Regions from separate parts of the Mus musculus genome. Here region 2 is linked to region 1. A link is a loop called in an ENCODE intact Hi-C map of the cell type or tissue named here. Cell type or tissue: left cerebral cortex. All regions are shown on one strand. Links, peaks and the distances in the headings refer to the core of each region. The heading gives the core; the rest is flanking DNA. Region 1 holds the start of Gm36358 (a long non-coding RNA gene). Region 2 overlaps Idh1 (isocitrate dehydrogenase 1 (NADP+), soluble).

The links. Hi-C counts contacts between places; a loop is a spot of excess contacts. Peaks named below come from ENCODE experiments on the same cell type or tissue, not always from the same donor. Only the 100,000 strongest peaks of a DNase experiment are listed, where the experiment ranks them.
Region 2: it touches region 1 in a loop (2.9-fold over the local background); 25 of 42 quality-filtered maps call a loop at or near these places.

What each region holds. Positions count from the first base shown.
Region 1 is chr1:65,107,486-65,118,064 of GRCm38, forward strand. It overlaps D630023F18Rik (RIKEN cDNA D630023F18 gene), which reads right to left. Exons shown (of 8, transcript NM_001285882.1): 4 at 9,637-9,724; 5 at 9,196-9,267; 6 at 2,392-2,479; 7 at 1,977-2,091. Gm36358 (a long non-coding RNA gene) reads left to right here and starts at 4,798. Exons shown (of 3, transcript XR_373471.3): 1 at 4,798-4,912; 2 at 6,980-7,099. In left cerebral cortex, for the core only: a CTCF peak has its summit at 4,719 (motif pointing right); a DNase peak (open chromatin) is centred at 4,742; H3K4me3 peaks cover 408 bases.
Region 2 is chr1:65,157,074-65,167,652 of GRCm38, forward strand. Idh1 (isocitrate dehydrogenase 1 (NADP+), soluble) reads right to left here. Exons shown (of 9, transcript NM_010497.3): 5 at 9,034-9,211; 6 at 8,027-8,178; 7 at 4,727-4,867; 8 at 3,977-4,139; 9 at 1,543-2,482. The coding sequence ends at 2,392. Among named protein-coding and RNA genes, the nearest start is that of Idh1, 17 kb to the right of the region's middle. In left cerebral cortex, for the core only: a CTCF peak has its summit at 5,369 (motif pointing left); a DNase peak (open chromatin) is centred at 5,377.

The sequences.
Region 1 (10,579 bases), core at 1,082-9,081:
ATTTTGATGTATTACTATTATATTTTATGAAGTGGTTTTAAAAAAATACCCAGGAGTTGTAAAAATGCCTAAATTATACAAATAATATGCATGAAAAAGAAAGCACCAACCGACTTTCTGTTTTCAGGAGGACATCTTGTTGGAAGGGGATTATTTAAAAATGGGCTTGAGTCTCAGATAGAGTATAGGAGAACTGGGTAGTGCTTAGAAAGAGGTCTGCTGGTCAGACTAAGCCCCCCAGAGCCATTTACTACTATTCAGTTACCAACAGTAGGTACAAGTCCCCATGGCGTGCAGACCACTGTGCGTGCACACACGCGTGCGCACCCGCGCACACACACACACACACACACACACACACACACACACACACACTCGTGAAATAAGCAGGAAGTGAAAGTTCTCCTGTCGCCAGGAAGCAACAGCCACTGGTGATTGTGAAAGAAAATGCATGGGGTTAAATTATATTTTAAAAACATAACACCCAAATGATGTCTAAAACTCAAATATTTACAACTACATTCTCATTACACAGGGCTATGCATGAACCTCAGTGAGTTTATAAACCAGTTCTTAAGATCAGTCTTTGTAAGATTACATTTTGTCCAGATTATCAGGGTGTGTCTGTGTGTGGTGTGTGTGCACACTCACAGGTGTTCATGTGACCTGTGTCTAGGAGTCTTACTGGTTTGTGGTTGTTGTTTTATTTTGCTTTCCAAGGCCTGCTGTTTCCAGATTCATTTGAAAGCTGGACTTTTTCCAGTTGTTCAGAAGCAATGACGTAGCTTGAGAAAGTCTATGCCCTGAAATCTCATTGGAGCAAGTGTCTTCAAAAGAAAACCCAATAGGTGGCTGCTTTGTCAGCTTTCTGTCTTTAGAATAGTGTCAAGGTTTGATGTAACCAGACAATCCAGAAAGTCCCTAAGCAGCCCCAGTGAGGAGGTTGTATGTCTTTTCTATTTCTAAAAGTGTGTGTGTGTATGGAGTATGTGTGTATGTGTGTGCATGTAGTATTATGTGTATGTATGTATGTATGTATGTGTGTATATGTGTATGTGTGGTGTTGGTTATATTTCTAACAAATCATCCCATTTGTTTCTGAAGACTAAACACATCTCAAGCAGTGTATAGTTCCGTTAATTTAAAGATGCACATTGAAAACATGCGTGGCACAGCAATTGAGTGAATGGAAATTTCATTTTAGGTTCCTTCTACTTTCCCTCCAGTCCCATCTGTCTCTGTGCTGATTCTAAATTCCTCCACATAACAGTTGAGGAGTGGAAGGGCTGGGCAGATGAAAGGACAGGAGTTGGAGAGATGCTATGAAACAAAAAGACAAAATTCTCTCTTTGTGGCAAAATTCTCATCTGGAACATTTTAGGTGCAGATGCTAAAACAAACCACCCTATTTGATTAAATAAATGGAAAAACATCGGATTCGCTTGTGACAAGCAATTTTCAAGTGTTCAAAGCTCATCACGGCTGATGTCTACTTGGGCTTCACCATGTCGAGTACTGTTCTCATCACTCGTTCCATAACCCTGATTAATCTGTGACTTTAAGAGGTGGGTACTATTCTTTCTCTCTTTCTTTCTTTCTTTCTTTCTTTCTTTCTTTCTTTCTTTCTTTCTTTCTTTCTTTCTTTCTTCCTTCCTTCCTTCCTTCCTTCCTTCCTTCCTATCTTCCTTCCTTCCTTCCTTCCTTTCTTTCTTTCTTTCTTTCTTTCTTTCTTTCTTTCTTTCTCTCTTTCCTCCCTCCCTCCCTCCCTCCCTCCCTCCCTCCCTCCCTCCCTCCCTTCTTTCTTTCTTTCTTTCTTTCTTTCTAGAAGAGGAACCTAAGGCACAGAGTGGTTTAGCAGCCTGTTCAAAACCACACAGCTGATAAGCGATGGGCTCCGTATCCACGCCCGGAGCCTTAAACTCCAAATACTCAGCTTTCAGTACGATGTAGGGAAGGCCATCCATGTTTAGTCTTACTTTGTTGCTGGGGTGTGGGTGCCTTTCCCGACAGGATCTCCATTCTGCCCTGTTGCTTTCTTTGTAGAACTGCTGGTGGTATTTTTATTCGTTGCGCCTCTTCTCAACTTGACACCTGCAGACATAGGCAGTACCACGCCTGAGTATAAAACTTAAAAAAAAACAGCGTCCACCATAGTGTTAGATCTTGTCTTTCTGGGCTGCATTGGCCCCCCTCGCCAAAGGGTCTAAGTAGTAAGGCTTTCTGGTTAGGGAAATGTAGAGGGAGGCATATGCCAACTTATGAAGAACGCCTAATTTTATTTTATTTTTAAATCTCACTAGATAGAAATCTAACCAGTACTATCATTGAAGCTGACCGAGTGGGCCCACCTCCTGGTTAACTTTCTCTACATCCGGAAGAGCGCAGGCTTACTCTGTCTCCGGTTGCACTCTGCTGCTCTGGGTGCGGTCAACATGGCAAAAGGATGCAAGGAGCGGCGGGGCAGCAGGGCCTGGGCGACCTGAAAGGAAGACACAGTTCCACATTACAGCGGTGTGAGTTTTGTGCGCGGAGCGCCTGCTGCTTACAGTGTCTTGGCGTGTCTCAGTCTCACCAACCGAGTCCCGGTGAACCGTGTCGATGTGGCAGCCGAAAGGCGGGTGAACGTGATCTTCATCTACAGCCCCTGCTCTGTGTTTGGTTCTCATGACCCACAGAAGCCCCCTTTGCACAGGACATTCCTCACAGCCCTCTACTGCACACAGCCCCTTCCTCTTTTCTGCCCCAGGCTCCAGCCTTTCCTTTGCTGAGTGAGAAACTTGCCCTGACATGTCTTCACCTGCTCCCTCCTGCCCCACAAACCGATGCACACTACAGGCTAGGAATTGCTACGTATGCAACTGGAATTTTTTTTTTAACGTGCCCTTAACTTTGTTAATATTTTTATTAAAAAATAAATTAACGAATATAGTTATATCACGTCCCTCATTCTGTCTTATCCCTGGTGTTCCCAGCAAGGCGAGCTTAGCAGTAATACAGTCATATGGAAGGCTCCCCTGGGCTGTCATGTAATTGATGAGCACAGTCCCGATTAATCCCCAGAATAGCCTGGTGTGGTTGGGGATGTGTCATCAAACCTATTTACACATAGGAAACTAGGTAACGGTTACCTGCCATTTTGTGCTATTACTAATATTATAAGGAAACTTTCTCATATATTCCTGATGTTACTAGGAAACTTTCTCATGCCCAAGTTGATTACATATTCTGTTATGTTCTGAGCACTTGGAAACCAGTCGAAATAGAAGTCAGTAGACTTCTCCCCCTCCCCCATTCTCTTTCTATTTCTCTCTGTTTCCATGTATTCCCAGCCGGCTTCTCTTTCTTTCTGTCCTCCTCAGTCCCCTCTTCTCTGCCCTCATGGCTCTGCTTGTCTCTACCCCTTCTCCAGGTCCTCACTCCCCTTCCTTCCCCCAAATAAACCTTGGCATGGGCCTACCAGCATCCCTGCCTGCCACTGCATCATATTTCATAATACCCACAGTCAGTTTGGACCCAAACCAACCACTCAGCAGCACTTCCTACACCTATCGATGAGCTTTTATGATGTTGCTTTTACCAACTAGCCCTGGGATGGAACCCAATATAAGAGAGACACCTGCACCAATATAAGGAACTACTGGGAATAAGACTTTCATTTTGAGTAGGGGATCGAGTAAAGTTTAATTTCCCAAGACCTCCCTGGGAACTGACATCCTACTTGGCAGAAAGAGTCATGTTCCTGGATAAGTAACATCCTCATTGGCAAGTTAAGACCTAAGTGTTAGACAAGACCCATTCTGGTAGACAAGTTAGGACATGAATGTTAGACACGTCCCCTGCCACAGCTGAATACCCCCACCAATAGGAGCAGGAAAAGTGTACAGCAAAGACATGTTCCTAAGGAAATCCCTTATCCCTAGATCCTGATTGGTGGAATAACTTGGCGCAGATGTTTGTGGATTATAGGCTTAAAAAGCATCTTAATGTCACAACCAGCTCCTGAGTCTGGATTTGTGGCCCTGGTCAATCAGTCCTGGGGTGTCTGCTCAGTAAACTATCCCTGTCTGACTGAGATCAGTGTTTATATGTTTTGGAAGGAGATTCCTGGACCATATCAGGAGGCAGCCAACTTAGAAGGGATGGATCTGGGTCTGGGCCCTGTCTGCTTTGCCTCTAGAGTCATGCATGATATTTGGTTGTGAGAATGGATGTGAATGCCGGCTCTTTTTTTCTCTTGATTTTTGAGATATGTTTTCCTCTGTGCAGCAGAGCCCTGGATGTCCTGGATTCCCTTTGTATACCAGGGTGGTTTGGCACTCACAGCGATCCACCTGCCTCTGCCTCCTCGGACTATAGGCATGCATGCACCACTAGGCTCAAAGCTGGCTTTTAAAATGGGATGACCTTTGGAGAGACAGAGGTGAGCTGAGGTCTCGGGGTTCTCTGTTCAGCACCCTTATCTCCTTCCACACACTTTTTTTTTTAATGCTTTTTCTTCAGTTTAAATCATGTTGGGCATTTTATATTTATCATCTGGGCACAGTTGTAAATAGCCAGTACTTATGTAAAGCCTTTAATTTAACTTTTTCTGGGTTCAGGGTCTTCAGCAGGAAAACAAAACAAAACAAACTGGAAATCGATTTTCTTATTAATAAAAAAAATGGCTATTTAGCCTGTTGCTGAGAGCGAACAGTACATGACTTGCTGCTATCCTTCCACCAGGGGGCAGCAAAGAGTCCCAGAGAAAGCCACCAGCTTTCCACAGTTCCCACAAGTCCTTTCCAGTTGCCGGAAATTCGTCCCAATCTGATTTGTATTCCTCTTGGTTTTAAACTCTGGCTTAGAAACTATTTCAGTTGTTGCTTAGAAGAAATTTTATCCGAAGGATTCAAAGGGCATTCTGATATAAGCGGTAATTAACCTTTGGCAACATCTATTGTTTTTAAACCACTCTGACTTATAATTAAAACCATTATTTTTGAAGTGATGTTAAACTCCAAAAGGCTGTTTTAAAATAGTCCTATAGTTTAATGTTTGAAATGTTTCATTGCCACTGAGAGATCCTGCTCGTTCCTCTTCTAAGTTGAAGAGAAAGCTTTAGGGTGGAGTCAGCCTGCAACTCTGCCTGGGGTGGGTAGGAGCTCTGGTGGGAGGGAGGGGCTGCTAGCATTGCTTCATCAAACCATAATCATTTGGGGAATTAGTTACCCCAGACAAGCCACGTTTGCATTGCTAATAATATACATATTTGATTAGCTATTTAATGTTTATATATTTAGAGTCTCTATCAGATGTGATTTTGTCCCTGGGGCACATTTAGCACTGGGAGGCGTTTTTTTAACTGTAGGATTCTGAGGATCGCGGCTATGTACCACTGAGCAGAGGCTCTTTCGTGACTGAACCAGTGATCCGGAGGACAAGCACGAAAGCAACGTGGCCTCCTGTTATAGCTCCGTTGTGTAGGCGGCACTTAGCCCAGCTGCTCTGACATTGACCTTTGCAAACCCTGACTGATGACCCCACCAAATCAGGAAGTCACAGTGCAATCCCCTTAAGAAAGAAGCATGGGAACTGAGATGCAACACCCAACCAGTGTGACTGACACGTTCCCGAAGCTAGAAGAAGAGAAAATCGAAGTAAAAAAACAGCGAGCAGGGATCAGGTCTGGGGCATATTTGGTGAAGAAGAGAGGAGACAGGCGGGCAGAGAGAACGCAGCAGCGAACACGCAGAGACTGGGCAAGGTGGAGGGAGTGTGGAGCCAGAACACCACAAAAGCGGGCCTTTCTTCACCTTAAAAAAACAAACGCTGCTTAGCGGGGCTGGAGAGATGGTTCAGTAGTTAACAGCACTGGGTGCTTTCCCAGGAGACATGGGGACAATTCCCAGGACCTACAGGGCAGCTCACAATGGTCTGTAACTCTAGTTCCAGGGAATCTGGCACCCTCATGCAGACATGTATGCATTCAAAACACCAATGTACATAAAATAAAATAAATAAATAAATAAATCATAGAAATCAAACCAGGTCATGTGGTATTTACTTGCATTTCAAAAAAAAAAAAAAAAAAAAAAAAAAAAAAAAAAAAACACCAGAAAACTGCTTAGCCTCTTAAGCCAAGCTAAGCCTTGATACAGAGTACAAGATCTATGTAAGACAAGGCACCTTGCCCAACTTGCTCACTGCTGACTCTGTGACACTCAGTTACATATTGTGAAAGAGCAAAGGAATGAGCAGGAAGCCATGCAGTGGTCAGGGAGAAAGCTGTAGTTCCTTCCTTCAGGACTTGAGGCAATGTGGATCTCAGCAAACGGAAGGTGCCGAAAAGTTGGTTCCACAGCCGTAAGACTTAGTAAACACTCGGCCATGGGGGTGGATGAACTAGGCACCTGAACTTAGGCTGTGACCCACTGCTCGAACAGTCTAGTCTGCAGGCTGTGACAAGAGCAGGGGATAAGTAATTGTCCTAAGTCTATGGCATTGGCCTCCTTCTGAGTCTTTCAAAACTGCTTTGTGGTTGTGAGCCATTACCTACACACTGTGGTCTGTGGGTATAAGAACAGGAGATAAATAATTGCCCTGTGTCTATGGCCTTGACCCTGCCCTGGTCTCTTTCTTTTTGTTTTTTTGTTTTTTTTCTTTTCTTTCTTTTTTTAAAGATTATTTATTTATTTATTTATTTATTTATTTATTTATTTATTTAATGTACGTGAGTATGCTGTAGCTGTACAGATGGCTGTGAGCCTTCTGATTGTTCCAGCCCAAAGGTTTATCTATTATTATAGATGAGTGCGTCAGATCTCATTATGGGTGGTTGTGAGCCACCATGTGGTTGTTGGGATTTGAACTCAGGACCTTCGGAAGAGCAGTCAGTGCTCTTAACCACTGAGCCATCTCACCGGCCCTCCCTGGTCTCTTTCCGAATCCTTTCAAACTGCCTTATGGTTGTGACCCGTTGCTTATATACTGTTGTCTACAGGTAAAAGAAGCAGGGTGGGCACTTGTCCTGTGGTTGTGTTCATGGCTCTGACTCTGCACTTGACTACCTTTTAAATCCAGATGGGAGACTTCGCAAGGGGCAGTGAGCAGAAGGCCAGGGGTGAGTACTCTCGTTCAGCTTCCTTTACCCCTGCTCCACCCCACCCCACCCCTACCCCAGCCACCTACTCGGCCCACAGAAGTTTTCAGTGGTAAGGGGATCATACTCAGTATTTAAACTCTTACTGAGTGTCGACACACTCAAAAAGTGTGAAAACGGAACTGTTAAAAACCATTCAAAGGGCTGGTGAAATGGCTCAGTGGGTAAGAGCACCCGACTGCTCTTCTGAAGGTCAGGAGTTCAAATCCCAGCAACCACATGGTGGCTCAAAACCATCCAAAACGAGATCTGACTCCCTCTTCTGGAGTGTCTGAGGACAACTACAATGTACTTACATATAATTAAAAAAAAAAAAAAACATTCAAAGTACTTTATTTTCTCAAATACTGAACCTCCTGTAGCCCAGGCTGGCCTGAATTTCCTATGTGGCCATGGATGTCCTTGAACTCCTGATGCTCTCGCCTCCTTTGCCTAAGAGCTGGGGTTACAGTGTGTGCCAAAAGCCTTATGGGTCTGGTCTTCATTCTGGATGGAAGAATACAGAATCCAGTGGAGGAGTGTGGCTTGTTAGTCCACGTTACGAAGCCGGAGTGTGACAGTACGGTGCGCAGAAACATCAGGATCTGGGCTCCCAGCCCAGTGCTCTCTGCTGCCAGACTCAGCCTTCCACAAAACACACCAGCACTTACTACTCGACTTAAAAAGGGGCATTTTACAAGCATGTGAGACTCAATTAGGATGTGGTTGCTTCCGTGTTTTCCCTTTATTAAAAGTACAATTATTTATTCAGGGGTGGGGTGAGCAGTTGTATGTGCTCAGGTATTCATGTGGAGCTCAGAGGGCAGCTGCCAGGAGTGTGCTGTCTTCTTCCGTTACGTGGGTTTGGGAAATTAAATCTGGGAGTCAAGATTGACTACAAGGGCCTTTACTTGTGGAGCAATCTCAATATCTCAGTTTTGGCTTTTTGACATAAAATTGTTATTTATATGATGCCTGAAAATATATCATTATAAATGTATATGCTAAATAATCTCATTCAGGGGCTGCGAATTGTAGCTCAGTGGTAGAACGGATGCTTAGCATGTGCAAGACTCTGAGTAGAATCCCCAGCAACACACACACACACACACACACACACACACACACACACACAGACTAGACACACACACAGAGAGACCAAACACACACACACACACACACACACACACACACACACACAGAGACCAGACACACACACACACACACACACACACACACACACAGAGACTAGACACACACACAGAGAGACCAAACACACACACACACACACACACACACACACACACACAGAGACTAGACACACACACAGAGAGACCAAACACACACACACACACACACACACACACACACACACATACACACACACACACAGAGACCAGACACACACACACACACACACACACACAGACTAGACACACACACACAGAGAGACCAAACACACACACACACACACACACAGACTAGACACACACACACAGAGACCAAACACACACACACACACACACACAGAGACCAGACACACACACACAGAGACTAAACACACACACACACACACACACACACACACACACACACACACACACACACACAGAGACCAGACACACACACACACACAGAGAGACCAGACACACACACACAGAGACTAAACACACACACACACACACACACACACACACACACACACACAGAGACCAGACACACACACACAGAGACCAAACACACACACACACACACACACAGAGACCAGACACACACACACACACAGAGACCAAACACACACACACACACACACACAGAGACCAGACACACACACACAGAGACCAGACACACACACACAGAGACCAAACACACACACACACACACACACACACACACACACACACACACACACAGAGACTAGACACACACACACAGAGATACATGCACATAAAGAGGTATATGCATGTATCTGTGTTTTGTGGCTTGGAATATATGTCAGTGGTAGAGCACTTGCTTAGCATATACCATATATAGGCCCATATACATCTCTGTTACTAGCAGTCCCATATCACACTTACCTTGGTAGAATCAGGACTGGCAGAAGAATTGGCCCCATAAATTTTAAGGACTTCTTCAATTGGAATACTGTTCTGTGAAATAAAAACAATGTGTTGCTATTCTGCCTTTTCTTTATTATAAAACAAAGTCACTGCAGCTTCAGTGGATCAAGTATGGTGTGAAGCAGCACAGCAACTAGATGATAATTTCCAAATTGATGGGTAAACACGTTTTCTAGACACTTCTGTTTCTCATCCTCTTATTCCTCTCTCATCTCCCATAAATATTTTTGCGATAGGGTATGGAAGTCAAATTTTTCATTATACATTTAAAATAATAAATTTTACTGTTAGTAAATCCAAGGCATTTAGAAGCGACATTAAAAACATGTAAACATGCACTAGCACCAAATGATCTTAGAAGACACAAAGTGTGCACAGATACAGTGCGCTTCCCCTCACCATTAAGACTCCAGCGTATGATGATAAGATCATTGCTTCTCGCTCTTTTCGGTTTGGATACGCAGGTCTGACATGAAGTGGTGCTCTCCTAAGGGGAAATAGGAAGAAGAGTTGGGGGTGGTGTATGTTGGGGGTGGTATGTGTGAGTGTGTGCGTGCACCTGTGCACATGTATGTGGAGAACAGAGGTCAACCTCAGGTGCCATCCGCTGGAGCCACCCACCTTGATTTTTTGAGTAAGGGACTCTCACTGGGACCTGGGATTCACCAAGTAGGCTAGGCTGGCTGGCCAGCCAGTGCCACATCTTTGTCTCCTCAGTGCTGTGATTATAACTTTGTGCCACCTCACCCAATATTTTGTGTAGGTGTTGGGGATCAAGTTCAGATCCCCTTGCCTATACACTAAGTGCTGACTGACTGAGACCTGTTTTCGAAACTCCTATTCTTGTTCTTTTTGACACAAGCTAAGGTGTGACACTAACTCATAAGTAATAAGTAATGACTGTGTGTTATCCACTTTTTAAATAGGATTAATATAATTGATTTTCATGAACCAATGAAACATGTACTTTGAATTTTGTTTTGTTTTGTTTTGTTGAGATAGGATCTTTCTGTGTAGCCCTGGCTGTTTTGGAACTCACCCTGTAGAGCAAGCTGGCCTCGAACTCAGAGATCTACCTGCCTCTGCCTCTGGAGTGCTAAGATTGAAGGCGTGTGCCACCACCAACTAGGAGTCTTTGAATTTTTAATTTGCCAACCAAGTGATGTATTTTTCTTCTTTGTTGGCTTTCACTAAAGCTGTTATAAATATCCATGGTTCCTGTAGTAATTAACTGATTATGGCTTTCTTAGCAGGAATTCTCATGCTTCTTTCTCCTCAGGGGGACCTGTTTTTACTTTACTGTAAGCTTGCACACCTGTAGGGAGGTTGAAAATACCCCTAG
Region 2 (10,579 bases), core at 1,947-9,946, 50 kb after region 1:
GCATATACACGTGTGCATGGGTAAGCCAGAGGTCAGCCTTGGATGATTGGTATTCCTTATGCAGCATCCATCTCTCTCTCCTCCCTCCCCCTCTTTCTTTCTTTTTCCTTTCCTTTCCCCTTCCTTCCTTCCTTCCTTCCTTCCTTCCTTCCTTTTCTTCCTTTCTTTTTTTCTCTTTCTTTCTTCTCTTTCTTCCTCTCTCTTTCTTCCTCTCTCTTTCTTTCTTTCTTTCTTTCTTTCTTTCTTTCTTTCTTTCTTTCTTTCTTTTTCTTTCTTTCTTTCTTCTTTCTTTCTGTGTATTTGGGGATTGACTTCATGTCTTCTTGCAAACACTTTACTAACTGAACTGTGTCTCCAGCCCCATCCACCCCTTCTAGGATCTCAGAATTCTATCCCATTTTCTTGAGTGCACCTGCCAGTTGGATCTTCAACGTTTTTCAATTAATGTGTTAACAGTTGCCTCCTAAGCAGTCTTCCTCCCTCACCAGTGTCTGCTATCCTTTCCCCCCTTCACCAAACATCATTTATAAGAGTGCTGTTTTTTTTTTTAAGATTTATTTATTTATTATATGTAAGTACACTGTAACTGTCTTCAGACACTCCAGAAGAGGGTGTCAGATCTTGTTACAGATGGTTGTGAGCCACCATGTGGTTGCTGGGATTTGAACTCAGGACCTTTGGAAGAGCAGTTAGTGCTCTTAACCACTGAGCCATCTCTCCAGCCCCAAGAGTGCTGTTTTTAAGACTGAAAACATATCATGTCTTTCCCTTCTTAGAAATCTTCACTGTCTCCTTATTAACTTACAGGGCAATGCCTACATTCTTTAGTTTATGCAGTGTCTGCTGATAGTTTATTAGGCCCTTAGGTCTGTCCTTTTTCCTTACACTGGAAGCAGGATCTTGCAGCACTACTCTGTGCTTCCAGAGCAGATTCCCCTCACTGTCTGTTAATTCATGTACCTCACTCCTCAGCAAACGTTTTTGTTTGTTTTGGTGTTTTTGGAGACAGGGTTTTTCTGTGTAGCCTTGGGCATCCTGGAACTCCCTCTGTAGACCAGGCTGGCTTGGAACTCAGAGATCTGCCTGCCTCTGCCTCCCAAGTGCTGAGATCACAGATACGCACCACAGCTGTCTCACAGTAGACTTCTTAAGAGAAAAAATATTTTCAAATCAAATTCCCATGGCTAGGATATAATCTAGTGTCTGTGTCTGTGTTACTTTTCAACTTGACAGAGCCCAGAATCACCTGGGATATGGCCTCTAAGTATATACACTAGGGATTCTCTGATTTCTGTTAAGGGCTAGGGGAAGCGCCATCTTGGTTTCTAGGCTGAGCACTAGCATGCATTCCTTGTTCTCTACTTCAGGACCAGCTGCTTCAAGCTCCTGCTACCCTGACCTCCCAGCTACACTGGGAGTGTACCTTGAACTGTTGCCAAAACTAACCCTTTCTCCTTTAAAATGCTTCTATCTAGGTATCTTATTACAGTAATAGGAAAAGAAATGAAAAACACTTTTTAAATAAAAACACATAATAAACACTTCAAAGAAGAGTCATTAGTACTTCATTTTAATTAAAATTAACAGTTTAGAAGGACTAGACTGGAATAGTGTTTAATATCAACTTCTGGGAAAAAAAAGTCACATTTATATAAAAGAAATGCAGCAGGTCAGCAGAAATCCAAACGGTACAGCTCCCATTATTGCCCATGGGTGAAATGTACTGCTTGGGGTAGGATAATACTTAGGCTGGGTCACAGGAGAAGAGAAATCAAAGAGCAGAATCCTCCAGTCTGCATTTATTCTAGACTTGGAATTCTCCAGTGGTCTTAAAATATAACTAGTATATTGGACACATACATGCTCTTTATAAACACGTCTGCCATGCATTTTAGCTACACACATCCTATCTGTTCCAGTCTTATGTGAGCTTACTGTATAGCTCTCCCACACACAGTACAACATTTGCGTACAAAGGCCCCAGTGTTCACACTCATGGACAACAGGGGAAGTGAGTTTCTCTTTTCCCCTTATGGGGAACCATACTGTAGCTATTGTTCACCCTTGGAGCACTTCTGATTTTGGTCATTTACATTAGAGCATGAGAAAACATGACAGTTAATTGTGAACAGGTACTAACATAATTCCTACACTGCTACTACACAATAAAATACAATTAAAAAAATTTCCCCACCACATTCATTAAGGTGGCAATAACTGTATGAAAAAGAAAAAAGACTGTAAACATATATAAAAGTTCAACTTTGTCTTCTAAACAAATTACAAAATGATTTTTGTTTTTAATCTTGAGTGTTACTAAAAAAAAAAAAAAAATACGTAAACCTGTGGACCTAGTTACCGCAAAGACTCATTCTAAGCCCAGGTTTGACCTTAAAGTTTGGCCTGAGCTAATTTGGCCTTCAAGTTTTCTCCAAGTTTGTCCATAAACTCAAATGTATTCAAGTAGTCAGAACGTTGTACACTGGTGGGAGAAAAAAGAAAGAAATTTAGTTTTTTCTCTGACAAGGCAGGAGGTAATTAAAAACAAATCACAGTAATGCTACTCACACTTCTAGAAGAGAACTCATTAATGTTAAAAAGCTACAAATCTGTGGGCCATGACTGAGGTTCCTGGTGCTGCCTGTGCTCAGGGTAGCCTGCAGTGGGGTCTCATGTGCACACATTCACAGGAGACCCTGCTGTACGGCTCTGAACTACCAGGAGCTTTAGGTCAGGCTAATGCCAATGTTACTGAAACCATTCCACTTAAAGTTTGTTAATAAATGCCCGAAGAGTAGGTTTCAAAACCACTGTGCTGATGTTGCAAATGTATCTTTGCTGGAAATCTAAGAAACGTGTAGTAAACCGACTGTAACAGATCTCTGAGGTGTACTGGTGGGGAAATGGTATTAATTTACATTTAAGTAAGAGTTCATTTTTTGTTTGTTTTGTTTAAAATTTTAAACTTTTGTACATTTTAATTGAAATATAATTACATTACTTTCCTCTGGTCCTTCCCTCTCTTCATTCTCAAGTCCCAGCTCTTTCCATGCCCCTCCACTCTCTAATCCATAGTCTTCTTCCCCATTTATTATTGTTACATACGTATGTATATGTAGGCACAAACATGCAAGCATAACCTGATGAGTCCATTTTTGTTGTCATGTGTTTATGGTTTTGGGGCTGACTTTATAATTTCTCCTTGAGAGTGGATTCTGAGTAACAGTTGATCTAGCTAGGACACTGGCTCCCAGGTCCTCAAACAAGTCCTGGCACCACAGGGACACTGGTAGGTACTTTAGGGAGGGGCTACCCCATCTGGATTGCTTCTACTCATACTTAGGCTGTTTACTCAATGGGAAGTTAAAGAAAACAAGTGTCCTTCAGTGTCAATTTTCTCTAAAGATTTATTTTAACTAAGTTACATGCGTGTCTGTGTCTCTCTGTGTGTGTCTGTTTGCACATCAGTGTAGCTACCTATGTCAGAAGCCCTGCAGTTACACTTATAGGTGGTTGTGAGCCATTCAACCTGGGTGCTGGGAACCCAACTCATGTCCTCTGCAAGAGCAGTAAGTGTTCTCAAACATAAGTCATCACTCCTGCCCTCTCATTTAAAAAAAAAAAATTAAATAGGACTCTTTCATTTTAACAACTGCACACTAGGTCAGAAACCAGCAAATTTAGAGCCCAGCTCATAATCCAAATCTAGCTATAGCCCAGTTCTCTACACAGGAGTTTGATTGGCACGCCACTGTACCTATGCATTTCTTTATGATCTATGGCTACTTTCCTGCTACAGTGACAAATGTGGAAGTGTGTGGTTGTACAAAGATGATTTTCACAGAGCTGAATAGGTGGTCTACCTGATACCACACACTACACACATAGTGTGTGCTGACCCCAGAAAAGACAAACAGCTCACATAATGTCAATGAGGAGTGATTTGACCACAGAGTGCAGGGCATCTTACACTTACTTGGGTAAGCCTTTAATGCAAGCAGCCAAGTCCTTAGTCATAAAGCCAGCCTCAATGGTCTCAATGCAGACGTCTTCCAAAGCCTTTGCGAAGAAGCTGAGCTCAGTATTGTTATCAAGCTTTGCTCTGTGGGCTAACCCTCGGGACCAGGCAAAAATGGAAGCTAAGGAAAGAAAACAAACAAAGAAATCACTATTTCAAATCACTCCAGGTATGGGGATTCCTAGTGTTTCACTCTTTCTAGAGATGGGGCAGGTTTTGTTTAGATGATGGGCATCATTAGGGGTTATGAATTATGGATGAGTTTTAGGATGGTTGGAAATATTTCATCTGAAGCTCTGTTAAGAGAGATTTAACTATTTGACCTTAAGTGACACCTCATTGCTCCTGGGGTAAAGGAAAATGCTTTTGAAAATGCTCCTCTCTGTTTTTCAACAAAATACAATATTGATCTTCTGCATTTTAAAGGACATTAAAATCGCTCCTAATTATAGCATACACCCATTAACCCAGCACATGGGAAGCAGAAACAGGAAGATTACTACACTGTTAAGGCTAGCCTATGCTACATATAAAAGGTTTAGGCTAGCCTAGGGTACATAGACGTTGTCTCATCACCCACCCTCCAAATAAAACAAAGTAATGATTTTGTAGGAGTCTATGAGGAGCAAAGGTACGCGTCTCAGTTCCTTTGAGATTGGCTTTGAAGAGTTCTCTGGCTGGAAATCAGTAAAGTAGATACTATCTTACCAATGGGGTTGGTGGACGTCTCTTGCCCTTTCTGGTACATGCGGTAGTGACGTGTGACAGTGCCATGGGCAGCCTCTGCTTCTACCGTCTTACCATCTGGACAAATCAGCACACTGGTCATCATGCCAAGGGAGCCATAACCTATAAGTGCAGAGCATGAAGTGTTGGGTCCAACTGCATGAACAGCCCTGCTCTAGAGATGAGAGTAAGCGACTTGATGTTGACAGGTTACGATAAATAAAATGAACACAAGTGCATACAAGCATCCACAATGCTCTTCAGAATGCAGGGCCCCAGCTTCGAGTTTGAATCAAACTGCCTGGAAAGGCTATTATTCTCTCCCGAGCATCTACTTTGTGTTAGGGGGTGACCTATCCTCCATTCTACTTCTGAGGCTTCATTGCTCCCATGACTCAGTTTCCCTGCCTGTAAAGTTAGGTAATCAAAGCACTTGCCTGGCTGAGTTGCTGCGGGATTAGAGGAATACACACATAATCATGACTATGTGCTTGCATACTTATATCCCTTAGAACAGAACTTCCTATCAAGTAAGAACCCACTCTAGCTCTGTGCAGAATGCCCCTTGGCTCTGGAGAATGAAGTGAGTTATCTGCTGCCCTCCTGTGGCTCACTCACCCTTGCTGAGATGGAGATGAAAAGGCAGCTTTAAAGCAGGATGGGGTGGGTGGGTGGATGTAGGAACAGCCTACTTGCTTTCCCTTGCTCTTTTCTGCAGTCCCTATCCAGCAAACCCTACTGTCACTTTTAAGTCCATGCAACTGTTTTTCCTTTTCATGCATTCTTTACTCAACTGCAAAGCACTTCCATTTTCTTTACTCTCCCATGACCCCCTAATGAAGCTGATGATAAATTATAATAAAGAGGTTATAAGCAGGCTACTTTTTTTTTTTGGTCTGACACCAAGAAGATTGTTTTATTTTATTTTATTTTTGGCCACATTAGGTTTATTATTATTATTATTATTATTATTATTATTATGTATTTGGTATGTGTGTATGTGTCACATCTGAGCCCATGTATGTGTGGAGATCAGAGGACAACTTTTGAGAGTCACTTTTATCCTTCCACTGTGTGGATCTTGGAACCTGAACTCCATTCACCATGCTTGGTGGTAGATGCCTTTGCGTGCTGAGCCATTTTACCAGCCCATATTGTTTCTGTCATCTTTGACTTTAGTGAAATCAATCTTTCCCTCCTTATTTTATGCATTTGTAAGTGATTAAAACAAAACAAAACTTCACACAAAGGTAGAAAGTCACTTAATTTTCCTATCGTCATATCTCTGTAAAAAGAGAACCAAGGTATTCTGGCAAGGAGTAAAAGGGGTAACTCCTAACCACCAAGGATGCGCTCCCCAAAGAGCTCATTATTTGGCAACAGGTCCGCAGTGTGCTCCTGAGGAATTGAGATTCCTCTTCCCGCCGCCTAACTGTACCAGTCTAAATCTATTCAGTTGATTTAACAGCAGCTCCTTATGTTGAAACTGGTAAACAGAGAGAATGCATTTAAAAAGCAAAGATGCCTCTGTGTGGGAGCAGTGGCTCTCTCCAGTACCTGTGCAGCCCCCAAGGCTTCAGATGCAGTGACTGGTGAGGGACGACGTCCCTCACTGTGGGTCTGATCTATGCTCCACTCCACTCCACTCTGTAGCTTCATGGCTCCTACCCAATGTATCTACCACGACACTAGCTGGTGCCACTGTCAAACTGAGAACATAATTGAGTACACAACAGTTGTGCCTCTCCAGGAGAGGGAAGCTGCCTTGCAATCTGATTGGCTCTCTGAGGTCTCGTAATGTATGGGCTTTTGGCCTGCGCAGGACCTAGGCTGACAGTGTTTATTGCACTTCGACAGGACAGTTAACAACAATGGGTGTGGGGATTTAGTTCACGATACAGCACATGCCTAGCTACACAAGGCTTTAGAATGGCTTTGTGTATCTTCCCCAGAACTCTGATGACGTCCGCCGTTTTTTTTTTGTTTGTTTGTTTGTTTGTTTGTTATTGTTGTTGTTTTATCTACCAGGGTGTCACTACAAAGGACTGTTTCACTCAGCATAAATGCATGAGATTTTAGAGAGACAGAAAGTTGTGTAACCACTGTATATGATACTAATGTTATCTTCTGTTGGTCTGGTCTACTGATTTTCAAACTGATTAGAGATTCTCAACTTTCAAAGAGCAAAAGCAGTACCTCCTGTGGGAAAGTAAACATAATTGAAACTAACACAAACACTCATCTGGGGAGATTCCGGTTCTCGGACTTCCCTTGTGCAAACCTGAAACCAAAGGGCAATCTGGTGTGGAAGTCAGGGAGTTTTACATGGCAAAACCACCCGTTTCTTGAAATTTCTGTAAACAGCATTGGGCTTTGCACACTTCCTTTGTGCTGGAAGCTAAGTGCAAAGCATATGTTTTATAGAGCATCAGAACAGCCTTCAAGGTTGGCAGGAGGAGCACACTTAGGACTCGTTGCCTGATGAATGACCTCTTGGAGAACCCCGTCCTTGGTGCTGGGGTCCTTCACTTTATAACTTCTTTTTGGTTTTTCTCTACATTCTTTTGTTTGTTTCAGACAGAACTTTCCTACATGTCCCTGGCTGTCCTCGAACTCATTATGTAGACCATGCTGGCCTTGGAAATCAAAGAAAGCCATTTGCTTCTGTCTCCTGGTTAAGGTGTGCACCCCCACACCTGGCCTCATGAGCTATGAGGATAGGGGAATTGAGTGTTCGGATATGGCTTTAGCTACCCACTGGGAGCTCTGAAACTTCATCTGGGGTAAAGGGCTGAGTTGTGTTACCATTGATAAGGCTGGAGCCAAGAAGGGCAAATCACTGAAGAACTTTCTGTGTGACTGAGTAAAGCTACTTTCCTAGGAGGAGTGTGATTCACTTGTCTAGGCACCTAAGAGTGCCACCAGGCCTCTTGTGCTGTTAACGGTTCATTAAGAGACAAGGATTAAGACATTCCCTTGTATGGCTGGGCTGGAGAGATGACTAACAGCTAAGAGCGCTGCTCTTCCCAAGGACTCCGGTTCAATTCCCAGCACCCAGATGGCAGCTCACAACTGTTTATAGCTCCAACTTTCGGGGACCTGGCACTTCCACAGACATACATGCAGTCAAAGCACTAATGTACACAATGAAGTCTTAAAAACAACAACAACAAAAAAGAAACAAAAGTCCCTTCTCACACCAGAGCCCTTTGTGGAATATCCTCGCTGCCAGCCGGCATGTGCTTCCTCTAAGTAGTCCTCTGGCCATTTGTTTATATTTACCTTGGGCGACTGAGTCTGACTGCACATCCCCATCGTAATTCTTACAGGCCCAGATGAAGCCTCCCTCGGACTTCATAGCTTGGGCCACCATGTCATCTATGAGCCTGTGTTCATAGCAGATCTTCTGAGCTTCAAACTGGGACTTGTATTTCCTAAAACAAGCAAACGAACAAGAGAAAACAAGAATAAAATAGAATTAGTTTTATCAGAGATACCATTTGCAACTCTCCAAAAGGACAGGAAACATTATTGTTAGTAGATACAGCACAAATTTGGGACAGACAAATGCTTAGATTCCTATCCTAGACCCTCAAAGTGGCCATCTCTCATAAGACTATTCTCTCTTACGAATGAAGGTCTAAGAATTATGCGAGAAAAAACAGATTCCCCCACATATTTCTTTGCTTCCTACATTTTTAATAATGATCAGATTTTGTGATTCAATTTATTTTAAAAATGTCACAGTGCCCAAGCTTGGAACAGATGGGCCATAGGAAGAGGACTCTCCAAACTTCAGCAAAGGTCTCCTTTCATTTCTCAGCTCCCATCTGAACACTTGCCCTAACTGGGAGTTATGCCATGTTAGGAGCGGACCCAAGCATGCCTCCTGTGTGGCCGAAATGAGAACTGTTACATACAAATAACAGAACCTCTTAAAGCAGACCTTTCAATTCAAGCAAAGGTCTTAAGAAAAATAAACTGGGCGGGCTTCAGAAACACACACTTTCAAAACATTGGCACTTTTCAACATAAATGGGCTACTTTATTCAAACACTGAATAGCCCTGTCCCTACCAAGAAAAGAAAACACATGGCCCTTATTTAGGAACACATTTACCTTCTAAGAGCACCTCAGAGTAGTTTCCTTTCAGCCCTGCTAAATCTCAGATTTGCCATTACCCAATTTCAGGGCAGTGCTGTGGCTCATTCAGTCTGCCCCAGGGGCTACATCCTAAATGCCTGCAATTCTTACTTGAAAACAGAAAAGGGAGTAAGGGCCATAGTTACTTGTCATAGATCTCCTGGAAGATGTCTTTGAAACGCCCATCATACTTCTTCAGAATAGTGTTCTTGGTGCTGAGATACAAAGGCCAGCCCTTGGACAGAGCCATTTGGAAGGAACTGTGTGCAAAGTCTTCAATTGACTTATCCTGGTTGTACATGCCCATGGCAACACCACCACCTTCTGTGGAGAGGAGGTCACCAAGGACAAAGAGGAGAAAGGTAAGGAGGATGGTATTTATAGCAAGACTAAAACCATGTATAATAAAGACCCAAGGACCAATTTCTCAGCTGCCACCACGGGCTCAGGACTGTGAAATTCCAGAACTACCAACTTGAACAGGCTATGGCACAGGCACAGAGGGGAAGCATTTGTTTTAGATAAGGATGTTTTAATGTATTTTTAGAAGGGCTACAGCAATAAGAAAATCATATGGTCTTTAAGATTCCAAAAATTGCAGGCACAGAGGTGCACATCTTTAATCCCAGCACATGGGAAGCAGAGGTAGGTAGATCTCTGTAAGTTTGAGGCAAGCCTGATCTACAGAATGAATTTTATGATAGCCAGGGCTACACAGTGATTGCCTATCTCAAAAACAAAAACAACAAAAGATCCTGAAGATATCAAAACATGGAAAACTACCCCTGGGAACTAGAAGTACAATCAAGAATGGGAAAGAAGGGGCTGGAGTTAAGAGCACTGATTGCCTTTCCAGAGGTCCCGAGTTCAATTCCCAGCAACCACATGGTGGCTCATAACCATCTATAATGGAATCTGATGCCCTCTTCTGGTGTGTCTGAAGACAGCTACAGTGTACTCATATATATAAAATAAATCTTTAAAAAAAAGAAAAGAATGTGAAAGGAAGTTGGAACTCTTCTTAACACACTTTAACATGTTCCAACATGGAATTTGTTTGTTTATTTTTGTTTATTATTATTATTTTTTGAGACAGAGTCTCTCTGTAGTGTTGGCTGTCCTGGAACTTGCTCTCTAGACCAGGCTGGCCTCAAAGTCACAGAGATCCCCCTGTCTCTGCCTCCAGAGTGCTGGGATTAAAGGCGTGTGCCACTACTGCTTGACTGTACTTTATTTTTTAACTGTGCATATATACGGCGTGCGTTTGTGTGTGTGTGTGTTGGCTGTGTACCAGGGCACTCATGTGGGCTAGAAGACAATCTCAGCTTTCATCTTCTGTTGCTGTAGGCAGGATCTCCTGTGTTACTCATTACTGCATCCATCAGGTTAGCTAGTTTGTGAGCTTCCAAAGTCTCTTGTCTCTGCTTCCCATCTCCCTGTAGGGGCACTGGGATCACCAACATTTGCTTTTTGTGCTTGGCTTTGTGTGTGGGATCTGAGGATTTCAGCTCTTGCTTGCATGGCGAGTACCCTGCCCAGTGAGTGATCTCTTCAGTTCCCAGCATGCATTTTAAACTTAGGTATCCATAATGGACAAAGATTTGCATTTTAACCACTGGGGGTATACTGAGCACACCTGTGTTAATTGGGGTAAATAATTACACTACACGTAATCACTGGTGTTTCACAACT